Linked DNA regions of Homo sapiens: region 1 is linked to region 2. A link is a contact called in ENCODE Hi-C or POLR2A ChIA-PET data. All regions are on one chromosome and are shown on one strand. The core of a region is the stretch at or near the end of the contact, and the rest is flanking DNA. Distances in the headings are between cores, read along the strand shown. Region 1 overlaps PRKG1 (protein kinase cGMP-dependent 1). Region 2 overlaps PRKG1 (protein kinase cGMP-dependent 1).

Region 1 (6,697 bases), core at 2,567-5,066, 1.1 Mb before region 2:
CTAAATGCCCATCAACGGTATACTGGATAAAGAAAATGTGGTATATATATACCATGGAATACTATACGGTCATAAAAATAATGAAATCCTGTCCTCTGCAGGAACATGGGTGGAGGTGGAGGCCATTATCCTTAGCAAACTCACACAGAAACAGAAAGCCAAATACTGCATGTTCTCACTTATAAGTGGGAGCTAAATGATGAGAATACATAGACACATAGAGGGGAACAACACACACTGGGGCCTATTGGAGGGTGGAGGGTAGGGAGAGGGAGAGAATCAGGAAAAAGAACTAATGGGGTATTATGCTTAATATCTGGGTGACAAAATAATCTGTACGACATACCCCCATGACACAAGTTTACCTATATACAAATCTGCACATGCACCCCTGAACTTACATATATATATATATATAAAAGATGTCATCTCTGCAGATATGAAGCCTGACTAGAATTGAAGCTGCAGTTCCAAGATGTCCCACTCACATAGTTGGCAAGCTGGTGCTAGTTGTTAGGAGAAGGGCCCACTTCCTCCCCATGTGAACTTTTCCTTAATTTGCCTAAGTGTCTTCATGATAGGGTGACTGGCTTTCCCAGAAAGCAAACAACCTCAGGGAATAAGGCAGAGGACACAACATCTTCATAATGTAGCCTCAGTTGTCATACTTCAATCCTACTCACTGTATTCTGAATGTCACTGGGGCCACACTCTAGGAGACCCTGAAGACTAGACAGAGGCTTCTTGACTTTGTTCTACAGTTAAGGGAAAGTAATGTCACTTTTTAAAAATATGGGATATTGGAAAGGATCTCATTAAAATGGAGTGTGTTTTGCTTATTTATTTACAGAGGCAAATATGATGTTCACAGAAACCTCAAGATGAATGACCTACCAACTTTTAATCTTTCTTTCTAAAAGAATTTATTAAATTACTTTAGAAAAATAAATGAGAAATGTATGTTTATTTTTTCTCCCCACCTCTTTCATTTGCAATATTTAAAGGCCTATGGCATAGTTTGCTCTTGGCAGGATAATTATAAATATGCCCAGTGTTTGGTAGCAAAAAGGGTAAGAAGGAATTATTATTTTGCCCTCAGTATTTATATGTAAATTCACTTGGGTGATTAACAATAAATAACAAGAGGATGAGTGATTGTCAGCTAATTGTTAGTTATTCAACACATTGTTAGCCAGTATGGGGGTTATTTAATTTCTTCCCAACTACATCTCCTTCTTTCCAACAGTTTACTTGAGGCACTTTGTTGTTTGTTATTAGGCACTGAGAAAAAATCAGTCGGTTTAGTAGTTTGTTAGCAACCATGGATAAAAGCTTATTGGAGGAGAATAATAAATGAATATGCAAAGTGAGATGTTGGGATTGTTTGTTATTAATATTTATATCCTACCTCATTGGTTCTGCCTGATCCTATTCTAGATTATCAGTGAAGGCATCTTAGACTCAAAGGATTACTGGACTCTTATGCAGAGAGTTTGTAATCTGAAGGAAAATACACTATAATTACATTTTCTAATTAGCTAAATTATTGTCATTCTTTTCAGCTAATTTCTTTATTTTATTTTCCTATGACTTTTCTAATTCTCATAAGCTTGTAAATAGTTGCACATGACTAATTAAAGCCTCCCAGCTCAAAATCTATTCATCCTAGTACGTAAATGTTTTATGACCCACTTACATCTAGTGTGAACATAGGAAAAAAGTATTCCTTACAGAAGTGCTCACCATGAAAACAAAAAAGTCCCACAAGGGAATGTACTTCTTTCTTTGTTTTTCCTTTTTAAATTGTGTTTCATTTTTAAATAAATATGCTATCATTTGCCTTTTATCTTCAGCTTATCTAACTACTGTTGAATTTAGCTTTGGTTCAACACAGAAACTGGTCATAATATTCTCTTATATTTTGTTTCAGAAAAATTATTAACATTATATTATGGTTAAACAGTTTAGTTTAAAATATTAATTAATGAAGATAAGACTCATAAACACTAATTTCATTTCATGGGAGGCCCTGAAAACATTAATGGCTCTTTTGCTCATCAAACACTTTGAAGGTATCAAAAGGGAAATTTACCTTGAAAAAGTATCCTAATCCCTATAAATTTTTAATTTAAGAATCCAGAATAAACACTGATTTTTGCAACACAATTTTCTAAAGTAATGAGTGTAGAATTTATATAATTTTTAAAAGTCTAAATTGTTTAGAAGTTAAGACTTCTATTCAGGTTGGAGAATACTGCCTTGGCTGTTGTGAACCAAAATTTTGTATTGCGACTATTCATACAGTTGGGTAAGTTTATGTTGAATCAAAAAGAAATTGGGTCATACTTGATAAGGTTTTAAAATATCTTTTTTAACCAGAAGCCTAAAAACATTTAATAATTTCTGCTTGTCCCTTCTGTTGTCATCTAATTGCTTTTTATGAGAATTTCTTGGATTCTGTCTCTCTATATGGCCTTGTGCTTGCTACCTCAATGCCAGGCAAAAGAGCAGCCCCTTTGATGGATGTCAGCTGTTAAGACGCCTTAGTTCATTCTGTTTTTACCCACTCCCCCAAAACCAAAAAAAAAACTGTAACCTATTTTTCTTTTTTTTTTTTTTTTGAGATGGAGTCTCGCTTTGTCACCCAGGCTAGCGTGCAGTGGGTGATCTAGGCTCACTGTAACCTCTGCCTCCCAGGTTCAGGTGATTTTCCTGCCTCAGCCTCCTGAGTAGCTGGGATTACAGACGTGTGCCACCACGCCCAGCTAATTTTTGTATTTTTAGTAGAGACAGGGTTTCACCATGTTGGTCAGGCTGGTCTTGAACTCCTGACCTTGTGAACCACCTGCCTCGGCCTCCCAAAGTGCTGAGATTACAGGTGTGAGCCACGGCTCCCAGCTGTAAGCTATTTTTCTAAACCATTAATTTCCTAAGAGAAGCCATTGGAATGAGAGATAAAATAGGAGTTTCATTTATTATGCAAATTATAAGTAGAGAGTAACGGAGGAAGGAAAAGAAAGGCTAGCCACAGTGTCATTATTAAAATATCCTTTGTGATGATGTCTATACTACCAACAGGGCTGAGGTCTGATTTATCTCCCAGCTAGTACATTTGCATCAGTTGCCCAAGCCACCAATGAAACTTGTTTCCATTGTCTCCTATCCAGTAGGAGACAGCACATTTGTCAACCCATTGTATATTGTTTAATCCTTGCTATTTGAGTAACTGTAAACCTGGGTTAATGCTTGCTTGTAGTTTCTATTATTCCATATTGAATAATTAAATCTAAATCTCTCTATGTACCATTTGAAGACAGGGTGAAAATATTGTTTGACGGTAGGGTGTACTAAAATTAGAGTGATGTGGTTTGCTTTAGTTCCTAGACTATGAGATTCATTTGACACTAATCTAAAAAAGAGAGAACTCTACTTATACATATATAAGTGTGTGTGTGTGTATATGTGTATATATATATATAGATAGATAGATATATAAATGTGTACGTGTGTGTGTATATGTATATTTACCCCGCACATCTCTCAGGATAACTCTAGCCTCTCCCAGGATATGTACTTATTCCTCCCCAATTAAAAATAAACACAACAAAAGGAAGTAGGATAAACTTACTCCTTAGTAGGCTTACAACTAAGAGGTGGAAGGAGGCAAGGTCAGAAGAGCCTTGGGTGCTATTTTGGAAGAAAGGGAAACAGGGCCTACTTAACCACCCTTCCATGACCTGTGGTTTGAGAAACACAGCTCTGAACAGTTCCCACACAACAGCTGTTTTTCCGCATCACCATCAGACAGGAAGTGGAATGGCACATAGAATGCAATTTATAGGATCTGTTCTCTCAGAAAGTGAAACAGGATCTCCAGGCTATTAAATTCACGGTGGTGCAGGAGCTGAACTCACTTATTAAACAGAATTGTCTGCCTAGTAAAAGAAAGCTTCCATTTGTGAAAAACTAAAAAGTTTTCAGAAGTATTATGCAAATAGTTAAGCAGTCACTGGGTTTAAACAAAACTTATTTTTAAAATTTAGAGACATTTTGATCCATTTAATTCTCAGAAAAAGATAACAAACTGATCTTAAAAAACCGCACCAAAACCTATGACTGTATAAAAACCAAAGGCTCTATTCCCTCTAGGACCATGCAAGAAATGGCATCAGAAATTCCAGCCACATTTAAAATAGGAATCAAAATCTATCTACAATGCTCTGCAGACCTGGCTGTATTAACTGCATCTAATTCTGGGGCTAAGCTAATACTAAAAGGTAAAGATGAGAAAATAGGTAATGTCCATTTTAATAAACAGGTATTTTTCTATTTTGGATGTTCCATCTAACTCTGACTATTCAATTAAAGTCTTATTGTCAAAACTCTTTGCTCTGCCAGTGTGATTTGATTTTGAGTCTCTTGCAAAATCCATGTGCAATTATTTCCCTGGCATTCCGGTAGCTATCTGCTGGTTTCCCAAAAGATCCCCAGCCCAGGAGCCTGTTGACTGAAGTGATACCTCTCCCAGAGTGAGAAGCTTAGTGTCACTTGTGTTCCATGCATAATTTTTTTGATTGAAATGAAAATTTAAGCTTCCATGCTGTGCTTGGCAATCCTTGTTTAAGAAGTGTCTAAGAAGAGTATATTCAAGAATGATCAAAAGAACCATCTGTAGTCCAAACCAATAGCTCCTTTGCATTCTTGGAAGCAGTCTGAAGAATCTCCCAAGTCTGCTAGCTCTCTTCTTACTTCAGTAAATTTATGAGAAAGTAATAGCCTCAGGGTCTCTGGGTGTACAGTTTGCTTGTTTCCTTTGCCATTGTCTCCTTAGCCACTTTATGTTTCTTGAACAATTCTATGAGGATGAGTATATTCTCCAGATGGCCACTGGAGGGCACAAAAGTACAATGTTTGCCTTCAAGTTAGGCCTTTGTGGTTTTGTTCTTCATGTGAAACATAATCTATGCTTAAGATATTCAATTAGATATGACATTTTCACTTTTAGAGCACAACTAGTAAATATCTACCTTATCATCTACCTCTTGTCAGTTATATTCTGAATGAGATCAAAACCAAAAGTTATGTTTCTAACATTACTATTATAAAAATGTATATTAATATATTTTCATTCCTTTCACCTTTCATATTTTAAAGTTATCCATCCAAATTCATGATTTGAAATTTTCACAAGGAAATTGTTTCACTTTGAAACATGTATGAATGTATGAATACCACCAAAGTGTATTCAGACATCTTCCCATGGGGAAAAGAGAAAATATTGAGGTGATATTGAAAAGTACACTGACCTGAGATGCACAAAAGAAAATACTTTTATTTTCTTGTTGCTTTAACTATCTAAATGCCTGTATATCTCGCTTTATAGCATAGAATGCTTATAGCAAGTCAGCTTCAAAATATACTTTTTTTTTTTTTTTTTGAGATGGAGTTTTGCTCTTGTCGCCCAGGCTGGAGTGCAATGGCCTGATCTTGACTCACTGCAACCTCCACCTTCCAGGTTCAAGAAATTCACCTGCCTCAGCCTCCCAAGTAGCTGGGATTACAGGTGCCCACCACCATGCCCGGCTAATTTTTGTATTTTAGTAGAGATGGGGTTTCACCACATTGGCCAGGCTGGTCTCAAACTCCTGACCTCAGGTGATCTGCCTGCCTCCACCTCCCAAAGTGTAGGGATTACAGGCATGAGCCACCATGCCTGGCCCAAAATAGACTTTGTATTTAGAATAATACATCTCTCCAAAATGGCATCTTCATGCTGGCATTTTTTTTTTTTTTTGAAAAAACTTTTATCATTATTTTAACATAAAAAATCATGTGAATTATTGCAGAAACTCTTAAAATGCATATTAAAGTTACATAATAAATAACCGTGACAATATTCAAAATGACCCACAAATTATAAAACCGGCCTACTGCTTTCATAGCAGAAACTGTTCCCTCAGTGAAAGGCCTCCTGATTGGTTACCTGCTCCATATCTTCTTCCTATTGTCTCTAGATTTAACTTTCCAAAGCACATAGTCATGTTAGCTGGGCTTTCCTCATTACATTTGTATCAAGTTGGAATTCCTTTGGGGGGCATTAATGGAACTTCGCTGTGTAATCTTTATCTGGCCTCTTTCTTCACAGCCACTCCTTTCAAACTTCATGCTCTAGTCTCATAGGGCTATTAAAGAATCCTTAAATGGTTTGTTTGTGAAGCCATAGCTACTATTTCTTTAGAAAATAAAAATAATTTCCAAGAGTAATTGTACTTACTGCATGCTAGCTACTACACAAAGTGCTATACATACATACTCTCAATCTCGCTCCAAAGTCTGAGATGTGTTTATCTATGACCTCCATCTTATAGGTAAGGAAATTGAATGTTAGTGCGGTGATGATTCCTTAGATGTCACTGTATGTGTGATATCAAAGTTTGTGCATCTAAATGACACCAGCATACTGTTCTCTGTTTGCATATTTTCATGCTGCTGTGGATTTTGGGCTAAATGAGAACAGTGAGAGATGTGCACCCAAGTTATATCCTGGTGGGTAATCTGAAATCTTATTACTTTCTTTTCTTCCAAGCAGAACCCTTACTTCCTCTATGCTACTGTTGCACTTTTGGGTGTCAGCAAGTTGGATACTTATGTATTCACACTCCTTTGTAGAGTAGGGGATCCTAGAGTTTGGGGAGGG
Region 2 (6,992 bases), core at 3,589-6,088:
CTTGGCAACATGGCAAAACCCCGTCTCTACTACAAAGACAAACATTAGCCAGGTGTGGTGGCAGGCACCTGTAATCCCAGCTACTGGGGAGGCTGAGACAGGAGAATAACTTGAACCCAGGGGGCGGAAGTTGCAGTGAGCTGAGATCATGCTACTGCATCATTCCAGCCCCAGCTGACAACAGTAAGACTCTGTCAATAAAAATAAAAAATAAAAAACCTCAGGTTGCAGCCTGCATGTTTTCCTCCTATATGGACCCCTACCCCAGGAAAGTCATCACTGAGATGGCCAACCAGCATTATATGCACCCATGGCAGGATCTGAGTCAACCAGAAAAGATACCAGGGAACAGACTGCTAGGCTGAGACCTAACATTTGGGGAAGACCCCACTGTAGGTACCAGAGGGACAGTTATGGAACCTGGGGTAGAGGGAACTAGATTTCCAAACTGGCTAATGCACTATTGACATTTTAGGACAGATAATTCTTTGTTATGAAAACTGTCCTGTGCATTGTAGGATACATAGCAGCATCCCTGGCATCTACCCTCTTCTCAGTTGTGACAAGCAACATACCTCCAGAACATTGCAAATGCCCTTGGGAAGCAGTCTTTCCCAGTTGAAAGTCACTGGGCTAGCGGAATGATGAGGAGGCCTAGCAACTGCTGAGGCAGGGTTCTAAGAGCTTTACACATATAATCTTGTGTAATTCTCCTAACAGAAATCTGGGACACTATTATTATCTCTGTTTTATAGATGGAGGACCTAAGGCACAGAGTTGTTAAACAACTTACCTAAAGTAACACAGCATTAAATTGGCAGGCCTGAGAGTCCAACTGGGAGGTGTACTTCCAGAGACCATGCTCTTACCCGGTATACTATGCTGCCTCCCATTTTATAGATGAGAAATCCAAGGTGTAGAGAGGTAAAGGGCACAAGTACTGTCAAAACTCGAATTTGAATTCAGGTTTCTCTGACTCCAGAGCCCATACAAGAAAACACCATGGTCTACTAACTATCCAGTTTTTGCAACCATGAGGCTAGTAGGAGTGCCAACTGGGCTACTGACCTAAAAATTATTAAGTGTCTAAACACAGGCTCAGTCTTTAGTTCATGGACAAATGCAACATAAGGGTTAATTTCTACCTTCAATGGCCAGACAAATGTGGGATAAGGAACCAAGAGCTCATTACACAGAGTCCTGGATCGGTTTCAAAGCCCTATCTTTCCTTCTTTCACCTCCCTCCTCTTTCCCTTTCCTTCCAATTCTATCCCTCTTGAGCTGCTGTGCCTTCATTTTATCTACCATTTAAAAAAAGAAACACTACTAAATTTATTAAATAAAAAGAATTGCATATTTCTAATTCTTATGTAATAATATCACACACACACAACTTTGATGGGAGCATATAACACATAAATTCAAGCACAAACAAAACACAAAAGCTCATAATTAAAAATGTTACATTTCTATCTCTGAAACAAGAGGTAAAAACAATACATCTAAAGTTTTCCAGATCCTTTTAGCCTGCCAAAAGTCCTCAATTTATTTTTCCTGAATCATATGACTTCAATAAAATGAAGAATACTATTTCTACCTTAAATGTGAATTTCACTAGGAGTCTTCAAACCCTTGATTTACAAAAATTTATTCTTACAAATCTCATTGGGAAGGTGTGTAAATCTGTAAAGTCCTCAAGCAGACAGCAAACTAATTTGCTTTGACTCAGAATGCAGTTCCCCAGTACTGAGTATCACACTGCGCCAATACTTGAGTTTGTCTAAAAGCAGCAAAGCTGGGCACGCGGTCTGGCTGCTATCAAAGAATTCCCTTGAAATAGTGCTGAAAATAACTGCAATTGCTGTTAACTATAAGGTTTTCCTAAGTGAATAAGGCAAAAATAAGATTGGGGCTATTAATTTTAAATGAAATTGCTTACTTTACTCTTCAAGGCAACTAAGGAAACAGGGAATTACAATACACTCTAGCTGTGCCCAAGTAAATAAAGTCCCCCGCTTGAACCTGAGTTAAGTGTGCATTACCAGCGTTTAGGTATTTGATTACAAAAACACGGAGAGCCAAACCGTTTGACCAAAACATTTTGGGAGCTCATATAGAAGAGAAAAACTAGAAGAAAACTGCCTTTACCTCTGCAACAACCATGATTTCTGAGGCCAATAATTTAGAAGCATCCCGAAACTAAAAGTCAGCATGGAAAATGAGAGAGTACAGAACTAGATATTAAGAGACCTGGATTCTGAATGTGCCTCTTAGCAGTGATGTTACTATAGATCATAAACCCTCCAGACGTCTTTGTCATTAATTGTATAATGAAGGGGGTACATTTTGCAACTTTTATAGCCTTTCTTATCTGTAATGTGTGATTTTAAGGATCAGTGCTCTGCAGGGAAAAGAGTAAGGAATGTGGATTCAGCCAGACCCGAGTTCAAATTCAGCTTTTATTTGTATACTACGCTGTGACTTTGATCAAGTTATTTAATTTCCCTAAGCTTCAAGTGACTCAAATGCTAATTGTGGACTAATATAGCTTCTGAAGATGAAAAACAGTCTGAAATATAAATGTTAGTTTTGCTTATAAACTGTAAGGTCTATAAACCCTTACACATAAAGCCAAAATCAAAACTCTAAACACCAAAGCTTTGTACGTTTGCAGAAAACTCACTTGGTCACAAAACCCAACCTAATTTGGCCACAAGGGTTTCGGCAGCTTTTGTGTTTCCTATTTCAGTAAATATCCATATGTTTTGCTGAAGAAATGTAGATACGTTTTTTTATGGAGCGCTGCCCTAGACCCCCAGTGGATGTTACAGAATCCATTCTACATGTATCTTTCATGATACCATTCAAAAACCTGAAAGAAAAAAAAAAATCTGGATTCTAAAGCACACTGGGATCCAAAGGTTTCAGGTAAGAATTATGCATTTATGTTACAGATTTTAATTGTTTAGCATGTATTTTAATTTTTAGAATTTCTTATATTCATAGCTCAAAACCAAACACGACCCATTCAATAAGTAATCCATACAGAATGAAAACACAGAAAATACTGATATATTCCATTTTGTTTCCTAATTATTAAGATTTAATACTCTGTCTCAATTGTTATGTTCATCTATCTTCACGTACAGACTGAGTGCAAAGAACTGTTAGAAGCTGAGTGCTACAAGAAGAATAAAAGGGAAATATATATACATATATATATTTATAAAAAACACTGCATAAGTGTTTTCTATGCCCTAGATACTATGCTAGTCTCTTTACATATGTATTTCTAATTTAAGGTTGTGACACAAGTTCTGTCCCCTAGTAGTTTAGAGCCTAGATCCGGATAGACAAACAGCACTCATTGTTCACTGCACATCTACTGTGCCAAGCACCATTCTGGGGTCTAAAGCCTGGGGCCTGGATCAACAAAGGTGAGCTTACATGGACAAACAACCACAAGGAAACAAATAAATATATACTTTCAGGTAATTAAGTGCTCTCAAGAAACCAAGGTAAGATAATGCAATAAAGAATGTATGGGATAAAAGTGACTTGTTCAGAGAAGGGAGGTAGTAGTACCTGAGTGCATGGCGTGTGTGTGTGTGTGTGTGTGTGTGTGTGTGTGTATATATATATATAAAATACATATATATGTATATGTATATATGTATATATACATATAAATATATATATAAAATACACACACACATGTATTTATATATAGTATACATATAAAATATATATATACACACATACATACATATATATAATGTACACCCTCACAAAATGTGAAAAAAAATTATGAAGTAATAATTAAAAAAACAAGAGTTGACATTAAAAACCAAAAGAATATTAGACCTAAAGAAATGCAAACCTATAGTATACCATAAAACAAAGCATTTCAGACTGGTATGGGCAGAAAAGTTCTCCTGGAAGTGAAAGGCAGATCAGCCTTGAAAAGGAGGGGAACAAGCCAAGTACTAGCAAAGTGCAAGGAGAGACAGCTCCTAACTAAAAATCTCTGCTCCATTATTTTGGGCACCAGGATAAACTGCTTCCAATAGTGTTTATGTACAGTCTGCCACATTCAGCTCTAAATTCCCATCCTATATTATTCCAGGGGTTCTCTACTTTTAAGGCACGTCAGAATCACCTAGATGGGTGGTTAAAATACAGATTGCTAGCCCTAGCCCAGAGTTTCTGATTCAAAGAGTTTGGAGAGATATCTCAGAATCTGCATTTCTAACAAGCTCCCAGGTGACGCTGAAGCTGTTTGTCCAGGGCTCACACTTTGAGAACCGCAGGGTCTCTATATCTTTTAGGTTTTGCTCACCATTCTGGATTCTGCAAACAAACAAAACACAAGGAAACAGTATCAACCTGCACAACGATTCGTAGTGTGTTTTGAAAATCCTGTTGCATCACATGCGTTTTTATAAAATCCTCTAAATCCTTTGTTTATGTGTATACATAGGTATATCTCTAATATTTTGAATTCCTAATTGCTTTATACCTAGTTATTTATCCAAGCTGGTTCCCATCCACAAACATTGCTCACTTTTGTTCACTATTACTTATTTAAATATAAAAATCTGTAACTGAATCTTAAATCTCCAACTTACTGTAAACACATGGAACAGTTTATTGTCTCTGAAATTCCTTTATCAGTCTCCAGTGAATCCTCAAAGTAAGACTATTCTTTATTCTCTCACACTGAAACTTCATTTCTGGTACCCGCACAATAAGAAAGCAAGCTAACAGTGCTACCTCATTTCACTGCTGAATAAGCAACAGATTTGGCAGCATCCCCAGTTGGCTCATAACCCAGAAGCCTTTGCACCAGGCAGGACTGATAGGCATCAGAGCAAAGGCTTCTGGGGAACACAGCCAGCCAGTTAGCAAGCCAGGATCCTTAGTGAGACAAAGTGGAGTTAGCTTCAGCCACCTAAATCAGTTATGTCCCACTGGGGTTGGGACCACCTACTTTAGAGACCATTTCGTCTTCTTCATCTGCTTTCAGCCTCAGTGGCACAAGAACCCATTAGAATTCTTCCTTTAAAATCATTTCTATTCAAAAGAGAGGTTTAATTGAAACCCTCCACTTTCTTCACGAAATCATCACTTCAGGCACATCTAAAGAACTGAAATTTCTCCCTTTCTCTCTAAGCCCGTAAAGTTATTTTGTATTACATTTTTCTCATGTATGCTTGTCCATTCCTTTATTTCATCAATCAAATCTCTTCTCTCCCTTTGCCTCTCTCATTTCACAAACAGCTCTCTGATCAATTCTATATTCACCTCAGGGATCAGTGCTTATCTTTAACCTGTTGACTCTGTTCTTTTAACACTTCATGGCAGAATTTGCACAGGGAGCCAAAAAGCCAAGTTGGAAGGTTATTTCAAGGATATATCTTAGTGCTGAAGAAAATAGAACTGTAAAGCTGTAGAAAAGCAGAAGCCATACAGTTTGCTTACCAGAGTACCTCAAGATTAATCATTCTTAGTATAGGCACAGGCAGCAACAGGTGATCTCAGGCAAATTACTTAACTTCTCTGAGCTTGCTTTACTTTTGCTGTCCCTAAAATGGAGCAATTATTCCCTATATTTCAGAACTTTTATGAAGATTAGAGGGAAAAGGTATATTAATCCTCAGTAGAATGCCTGCACACCGTAAGTATTCTATAAATGGCAACCTGCTACTACTGCTGTTGTTACTGCTAATCAGATCATTAATACACTAATATACCAGATCTAGGCACAAAACTAAATGCTTCAATTCTCCAAAAACAACAACAAAAACCAGGCCAATTGAGCTTTTCTCACAGTAATGAGATTTAGTGTCCAATATAACAACAAATGCCCTGGGTCCAAATACAACCTTAGCATTCTAAACTTCATTGAATAAGCCATAAATTGTGTCACATAGTCATTCAAGTAAATTGATATTTGTAAAATAAAATGCTTATTTATATGAAAGGTATAGAAAAGGAAAATTTATAAATACAGAAAGCAGATTAGTGGTTGCCAGGTCCTGGGAGTAGAGCAGGGACTGACTGCAATTGGGTTCCAGGAAATTTAGGGGGTAATTGAAATGTTCCAAAACTGGATTGTGGTGATGGTCGTACAAGTCTATAAATGTAGTGAAAAACCTTGTATTTTACATGTATAATAGGTAAGTTTTATGGTATATAAATTATACTTCCATAAAGCTGTTAAAAATAATCTTTCTTGTATTACATGACACATCTCAAAATAAACTAGTATTTTTATTTTTATTCTAAAGCATTCCATTATCAGCTCATCATTATGACTGTCAAGAATTTGTCCAAGACCATTAATGTATTCCTCTACAGGCAAGCAGGACTGTTATCATTGCTTTTATCCACAATCATATTGTTTTTGAAAAGACATCTTGAGATACAGTATCAAGGTCATTAACAGAAAGCATTTATAAGCTAAGATTATGTTCTACGTCTGATAGCTTCTTGGTCTGGACAGAAAACATTCAAGTTGGGAATGAATGGTTTTCAAATAGAAATCCATTACTAGTGAATGACTTCTATGCAAACATTTCAACAAACAGAGAAGCCACTTTTCTTTAAACACTTTTGATGGATTTAAATCAAATCATTAAAGCAGTGGGTCTTTAAAACCTTCAACCAGAGCAGCAATGCCATAGTCTACATATATAGTGGCTGCAAATGTTAAAATAAATGTTACGAACAATATTATTACAATTTCACATACATGTATCTGCACAGAATAACCACTAAATACTAACACTTCCTGTCTTTTAGAGCATAAACAGCTTTACCTTGGCATAATACAATTATTTTCATGATTTTTTTAACATGGTTTAAATACATAGTGCTCAGTATAAACTTCATCAATCCATTCTTAAATTTTTGGTAGGCCTGTAACTGCTCATTGAATAAAATAAATAACATTATTATGGAACTTCACACTTGCCTATGTTCAACCCTTC

The links. A loop is a pair of places that touch in the nucleus more often than their neighbours do. ChIA-PET counts read pairs that join two places held with the same protein, here RNA polymerase II (POLR2A).
Region 1: a map of gastrocnemius medialis shows a loop between it and region 2 (2.8-fold over the local background). The contact joins two enhancer-like sites. A Hi-C loop is called at or near these places in 1 of 168 maps with a recorded cell type or tissue (gastrocnemius medialis). POLR2A ChIA-PET finds 5 or more read pairs at or near these places in 1 of 52 experiments (Caco-2).

What each region holds. Positions count from the first base shown.
Region 1 is chr10:52,214,135-52,220,831 of GRCh38, reverse strand. All of the region lies in intron 9 of PRKG1 (protein kinase cGMP-dependent 1), which reads right to left. All of the region lies in intron 1 of LOC124902425 (a long non-coding RNA gene), which reads left to right. Among named protein-coding and RNA genes, the nearest start is that of PRKG1-AS1, 97 kb to the left of the region's middle. Within about 2 kb of position 3,816, at least 6 of the 41 ENCODE cell types and tissues checked have a DNase peak (open chromatin) inside an H3K27ac peak, as active enhancers do.
Region 2 is chr10:51,090,442-51,097,433 of GRCh38, reverse strand. All of the region lies in intron 1 of PRKG1 (protein kinase cGMP-dependent 1), which reads right to left. Among named protein-coding and RNA genes, the nearest start is that of PRKG1, 19 kb to the right of the region's middle. Within about 2 kb of position 4,838, at least 9 of the 41 ENCODE cell types and tissues checked have a DNase peak (open chromatin) inside an H3K27ac peak, as active enhancers do.